Regions from separate parts of the Homo sapiens genome. Here region 2 is linked to region 1. A link is a contact called in ENCODE Hi-C or POLR2A ChIA-PET data. All regions are on one chromosome and are shown on one strand. Each heading gives the region's core, a stretch centred on a gene start or an enhancer-like site at or near the end of the contact. The rest is flanking DNA. Distances are from core to core; before and after follow the strand shown.

What was found. A loop is a pair of places that touch in the nucleus more often than their neighbours do. ChIA-PET counts read pairs that join two places held with the same protein, here RNA polymerase II (POLR2A). Pooled maps may share reads with other maps.
Region 2: a map of mammary epithelial cell shows a loop between it and region 1 (5-fold over the local background). The contact joins two enhancer-like sites. A Hi-C loop is called at or near these places in 13 of 168 maps with a recorded cell type or tissue (IMR-90, PC-3, Right ventricle myocardium inferior and 9 more) and 6 of 50 pooled maps. POLR2A ChIA-PET finds 5 or more read pairs at or near these places in 3 of 52 experiments (MCF 10A, PC-9 and Panc1).

Annotation. Positions count from the first base shown.
Region 1 is chr12:64,179,994-64,183,242 of GRCh38, reverse strand. No RefSeq gene overlaps it. Among named protein-coding and RNA genes, the nearest start is that of KICS2, 41 kb to the left of the region's middle. RefSeq lists an enhancer at 891-2,090. Within about 2 kb of position 1,647, at least 18 of the 41 ENCODE cell types and tissues checked have a DNase peak (open chromatin) inside an H3K27ac peak, as active enhancers do; they include PC-3 and mammary epithelial cell, where a contact is called at or near this core.
Region 2 is chr12:64,103,052-64,106,300 of GRCh38, reverse strand. The region is part of intron 15 of SRGAP1 (SLIT-ROBO Rho GTPase activating protein 1); the gene reads right to left. All of the region lies in intron 1 of LOC105369798 (a long non-coding RNA gene), which reads left to right. Among named protein-coding and RNA genes, the nearest start is that of KICS2, 120 kb to the left of the region's middle. Within about 2 kb of position 1,745, at least 6 of the 41 ENCODE cell types and tissues checked have a DNase peak (open chromatin) inside an H3K27ac peak, as active enhancers do; they include PC-3 and mammary epithelial cell, where a contact is called at or near this core.

The sequences.
Region 1 (3,249 bases), core at 398-2,897:
AAGTCTTTAATTGTATTACGTGCTGCGGGCTTGCTGATGCATAAGATGGTGGTTGTGACTTACGTTTATCACCCATATGTATTGATTTTATAGGAAGGTGATATTGGACGGAAAGGCCAAACATGATCAGTCTTCTAAATTTTAATGTGAACGTGAGTGAAAGATAAGGTGCTTTGCTGGATTAAAAAGCAAAAAGGAAAAGAAGGGAAAAGCATATGAATGAGGAGAATTAAGTGCAACTCTCTTTTCCTTTTAGCTCTTAGTTTGTGCCAGTATGATGAGGTGGAAGGTAGATGTGGGGTTAGACAGTTCATAAAGAGGAAAGGAAGAAAAGTAATAAAAACAAAAAACCAGGGAAGGAGGAAGTGAACACAAGAAGAGTGAAGAGAGGCCAGGCATGGCTCATGCCTGTAATCCCAGCACTTTGGAAGGCTGAGGGTGGCAGATCACTTCAGCCCAGGAGTTTGAGACCAGTCTGGACAACACGGTGAGACCCCATCTCTACAAAAAATACAAGAAAAAAAATTTTGCTGGGTGTGGTGGCATGTGCCTGTAAGTTCCAGCTAGTCAGGAGGCTGAGGTGGGAGGATCACCTAAGCCTGGTAGATGGAGGCTGCTATGAGCCAAGATCATGCCACTCCAGCCTGAGTGACAGAGTGAGTACTGTCACACACACACGAAAGAATAGTGAAAAGAGTTACTATGGCATTCGGAAATAAAGAATCTTTGCTGTTCTGGTCAGTGCCATGGGCTTATGAAGTAAGTGTACAAGACCCTTTCATTGTAGTTCAATAAGAGCAACAAAGTCCTCACTTGGGGAACCTGGTCCTTGCTTCCTGCCTCCATGGGGTATGTGAGAACCCATTCAATTCTAACTCTCAGCTATTCAGCCAGAATCCCCGGCACTATGTTTATTAAGCTTACCAGGATAACCACTTTCTACACACAGCCTAGCAAAGAGAATTACTTTTAACGAAACAACAACAACAATAACAATTTTCAATGCTGTTATATCCCTATTCCATTCTGTGGGCACAAACCTCTGCTTATTCATAATCACTTCATATACAACACATTAAAAGCATCTTTTGTCTTAATTATGTGGGGCTAACATTTAGGGAGCATTCACCATAAACTCTGTTAGTCAGTGCTGAAGCTTCCTAGTAACATTGTTGACATTTGGTCTTGCCTTACTTTTTTTTTGGAGCTGGTAGGTTTCTGTTAAAAAAAACTTTTTTTTTTTGACCTCTTGGGGACTGAACTGTCTAGAGAGGCTCTGGATAAAAAAAGCAGCCTAATTGCAAAATCTTTCCTTTGGCAGTGAAAAGATTGGGAATGAGAGTCAGTGAGCACCAGCCAGTAGATGGCAACACTAAAGCAAGACACAGCTTCTTGGCTGTGGCTTCTTTTCCATCCTGGGACAACCCGTGCAGCTCAGCTTCTTTGGACAGTGGGAAGTTGAGCAGTATGATGTTTATAAAAATGACAATTTTTACTGTTTAAGGTTGGGGCATTAATGACTGCTCTTGTAGAGACAGGTATTCAGGCAAGAATTGGTTCAAGAAATGAGTCAGAAACTCTTCTGTCATTTCCAGTGAGTTTTAACCAAGACATTCCAAATGCCTTCCTCATCTGGTGACTGTGCAGTGAGCTTCTCCTGACTCAGAACCATCCACGCATGACTGTAACTGCTGCTGCTGCTTTGTTCCTGAGGCATTTTCTGTTTGTTCTGAGACTCATGCTCCCTCCCCAAATTTTCAGACAAGAGGGCTTACCTTGCTTGGAGTGTTTAGAAGGATGAATGGAGAGTATTAACATTTTTGTGAGGGAAAAGGGAGTTTCGTGCTCCTTGAGTTTGTAATGAAAGTACATACCTCTCCCCAAATGTCCATGAACACAAATAAAATTTTCTTTAATAATTTGGGAGGTTCATGGGACTCCCCATGAGTCCATGGGCCCGCAAGATAAAAATCCCTGTTTGGGAAAAGCTCTTGATGAAGTCCAAATAGGCTATTCAGGAGATACAGTAAGTCTTAAAGGTCAGTACTGTCCCAGGCGGATAAATAACTGCTGGATGTTTTCACCCGGATATCCTGTAGGCAACTCAGCACTTTCCTTTGCCAGACTTGCTCCACTTGGCATCCTTAATTCTTTCTTAGTATGACTCTTGTCCCAGTCGCCTTCTCTTCAGACTTTGGAGTCATGTTTGATTCTTCTGTTTTAGTCACTGCTGAATTTTCACAGCACTCTCATATTCGTCCCATTTTCATAGTCAGTTCTTTCTTCACTTTGGGCTATTAGATAAGCCTGGATTAGAAATCTCATCTCCTGCTTGGTCTCTCACCTTCTGTTTCTTTCTATTCCAGGCCTTCCTTCTTACCTTTGCTAGGGAATTCTTTGAAAACCCTGAGCTGGTTGTGTCTCGTTGGCTCTGCCTCTTGCTCCCTCTTTTTAAAAAGTCCTGATTAAGTAGCTCCCCAGAGTCTGCTGGAAGAAGTCCAGTTCTGACAATCAGGTTCAGCCTTTTCTTTTTTCTCTTCCGGCATTTCCTTGCTTTACCTCAGTTTTACGCAAAATGGAATACTTGGCTGGCCATGTATTTTCTTGCCTTTGCTCCGAGTTTTCTTTGTCTGGAATCCTTCTAGACTAGGGGTTCTTCACATTTTTGGTATGATAAAAGATGAGATTTCATTGGCAGCCTGCAAAGCATACACTTTCTCACAATGTTTTTAATGTATAAAATGATACACGAAATTACAAAGAAACCAATTATATTGAAATACAGTTATAAAAATCTTTAAAAATCTGCTATGTTGTATGCATTCTTCTTTATTAATACATTTAATAACATGATATGGCATTGGTCCTAATAATTATCGTGGCAATTTATGGCCTACATCTGTAATGGAAGGAAATGCTAAATTTCAGTTAGACATTAGGGAAAATAAAGATGTATTTTTTTCCTATCCACATTCACAGACCCCAGGCTAAGGATCTTAAATCTAGATTATTGATTCTCCAATAAAGTATGAATCAGAATCACTGGGATGCTAAACAAAGCATGCTAAGCCTCATTTCTGATTCAGCAGGTCAAGGGTAAGACCCTGGCTTTTGTATTTCTAAGTGTTGCTGATGCTGCAGGACCAGGGATTGCAGTTTGAAAACCTCCAATCTGCCAGGCGCAGTGGCACACACCTGTAATCCCAGCACTTTGGGAGGCTGAGGTGGGCAGAACTCCTGAGGTCAGGA
Region 2 (3,249 bases), core at 496-2,995, 77 kb after region 1:
TGAAAAAGAAAAAACTCTTCAAAAGCGAAATTATACATATTATGATTTATTCTTAAGACAACAATAAAACTTCTCCCGCTGTTTATTGAGAATCTTGGGTGTTTCAAAAGTGAAGTTTCCTCATTCTCCCAGCAAATCCTCATTTTAAAGTTAAGGTCGAGGCTAAGGTAAGAGAATTGCTTGAGCCCAGGAGTTCGAAGCTCCAGTGAGCTATGATCACACCACCACATTCTAGTCTGGGCAACAGAGGAATACATTGTCTCTAAAACAATTAATAATCATAAAGTTAAGGTCAACTATCAGGGACAGGAGTTTTGTAGCTTAACGCTAGTTTTAAAGTCCTAGAGTTAAAAACAAAAGGAAAGGAAAGGATGTAAAAAGAACCACTCTTACTATATTATTCATCTTTAATATTTGTCAAATCCCATAGACAGCAAGTCACTCTGGAGGCTACATTCTCTGTAACTACAGGACATAGGCATTAATTCCAAGAGATTTTGTTGTTGTTGTTGTTTTTGAGACAGAGTCTTACTCTGTCATCCAGGCTGGAGTGCAGTGGGGTGATGTCAGCTAACTGCAACCTCTGCCTCCCAGGTTCAAGTGATTCTGATACCTCAGGCTCCCAGGTAGCTGGGATTAGGAGCACCCACCACCATGCCTGACTAATTTTTGTATTTTTAGTAGAGAGGGGATTTTGCCACGTTGTCCAGGTTGGTCTCAAACTCCTGGCCTCAAGTGATCTGCCTGCCTCAGCCTCCCGAAGTGCTGGGATTACAGGTATGAGCCACCATCCCCGGCCTCAAGAAGTTTAATCTTAATTCAAGATCTTCTTGTTTCTATCTCTTGGTTCTAAACTTAGTCCCTCTACCTCTTAAAGGCAGTTTTAAAATTTTATTTAATAAGAATTGAGGGAACAAATATTTGTACAGCAGTTTCAGAGTAGCATTATTCATAATAACCAAAAGGTAGAGACAACCTAAATGTTCATCGACAGATGAGTGGATAAACAAAATGTGGTATGCACACACAATGCAGTATTATTCAGCCTTAAAAAGAAAAACATTTCTGACACATGCTGCAACATGCATGAGGCTTGAGGACACTATGCTAACTGAAGCCAGTCACCAAAAGAACAAGTATTATATGATTCCACTTATGTTAGGTACCTGGAATAGGCAAATGCATAGAGACAGAAAGCAGAAGAGATAAAGCCAGGGCCTGGGGCGGAGGTGCAGGAGGATGGGGAGTTATTGTTTGATGAGTACCGAGTTTCTGTTTGAGAAGATGAAAAAGTTCTAGAAATGGATAGTGGTGATAATTGTGAATGTACTTAATGCCACCGAACTGTACACTTAAAAATCGTTAACATGGTAAATTTTATATTTTTTATATATATATATATTTTTACCACAATAAAAGAATGAGGGGGCCTGTGGGATGCAAATGAAAGACTTCAGGGGAAAAGCAACAAGGACATAAGTGACACTAAAAAAACTAGATAAAGTTATATGAGGCAGATGTACATTCTCTTTAACTACAGTCAACACAAATCAAAGCAAAACAGAACTGCTGGCATTCCTGAAGTAGTAGCAAATCTGTTCGTCTCGAAGGCCTCTAACCGTGATGGCTGCGAGCAGGACTCCCAATTCTACCTGGCTGGCTGCTCAACAGGCGCGCAATGTGTATCCTACAGGAGCTTCGCTCTGGTACAAATGACTCATTTACTGTCCTGAGTCCAGTTAGTGGGCAAAATTTATGGTTGCTGCTGACACCCTGATGAATGTGTGTTCCTAGCTGGCTCTGAGTGTGGCAAATTTCACAATTTCATGCTGGAGGGAAAGATGGGTCTTTTCTTCCCCTCAGAAAAGTTGTCAGTGGGGAAAATCAGTATTTCACTTGGATTTCTTGTAAGCTGGGCTTTGTTTTCCACAATTCAAGGTCTCATGTAATTAGGTAAAAGTGGCATTCATCCAACCTTGATCACATGCTCAAAGCTCCCTGGGCTAATATATGTTTTTTTCCCAGCAATGCAAGATTCTCATGTTAGCGTCCCAACTTCCCAGCAGGCGGGTTAGATAGCTCCATGTAAATGCATGTGAAAAATTTACCATAAAACACAAGTTACTTCAGCAAATGGCAAAAAGTTCAAATGGTCATCACTCTGAAAATACTGGTTCTTCTGTGGACTATTTGTAGAAGTATTTGTTTGCCAGAAAATGAATAATAAATCACAAGATGCAAATTTCTCCTTAGGTATGAAGACAGGGAAGGAAATTCCTTGGCAGCCACATTTAGAAACCGTTTATTTAACAGTGGGTACACACATACTTGTGAGTTCCATAGCCTAACAGCTGGCATTCAAGATGAATGTATCAGTTTCAGGACATTTTTAGGTTCACACTAACAATGTCAAGGTGTTAATCAAACCTTTGTATATAATTGTTTAACAGACTGACTTCTGTGAATTAAACCATTGATTTCTCTCCTAAATAACAGCACTATAGAAATACATACATAGATGTTTCCTATTCTGCTGAATTATCATATTGAGGTTAGTAAAGAAACTGAGTCTTAGCCTAGAGAGCTTTACCTACTCAGTTCAGATACTCAGCCTATTAAATATTTTTAAGGATAAAGGAAAAATTAAGAACATTATTATAAGGCATCAAACAGAAATTTAGAATTCAGAGAGAAAACTACCATGTATGTCAATAAAGCTGAAAGAAATTTTTATAGCAAAAACATATATTGAGCACCAGAAAAAGAGTTCAAAAGCTTTTTTCATGAAATAATCAGAAAAGGCAAATAAATTTAGGTACTAAGAAGCTCATCATAGTATTTTGGTATAGTTGCAAAATCACTGGAAACAATCTAAATGTCTAAACTAGGGGATTTGTTACATAAAATAGAAATCATTATAGGGTCACTAAAAGCTATATTTTGAAAATAATATTATTGAGTTTTAAAAAAGTGGTTTATGAAGAGCCAGTATGGCGTGGCATAATTTTTTACAACAGCTTGGCCGGGCACAGTGGCTCACACCTTAATTCTAGCACTTTGGGAGGGCGAGGAGGGTGTATTGCTTGAGTCCAGGAGTTCAAGACCAGCCTGGGCAATGTTGTGAAACCCTGTCTCTACCAAAAAAATACAAAAATTAGCTGGGTGTGGTGGTGCACGCCTGTGGTCCCAGCTACTTGGGAGGCTGAGGGGGGAGGATCACTTTAGCCTAGGAGGTTGCAGTGAGCTGTG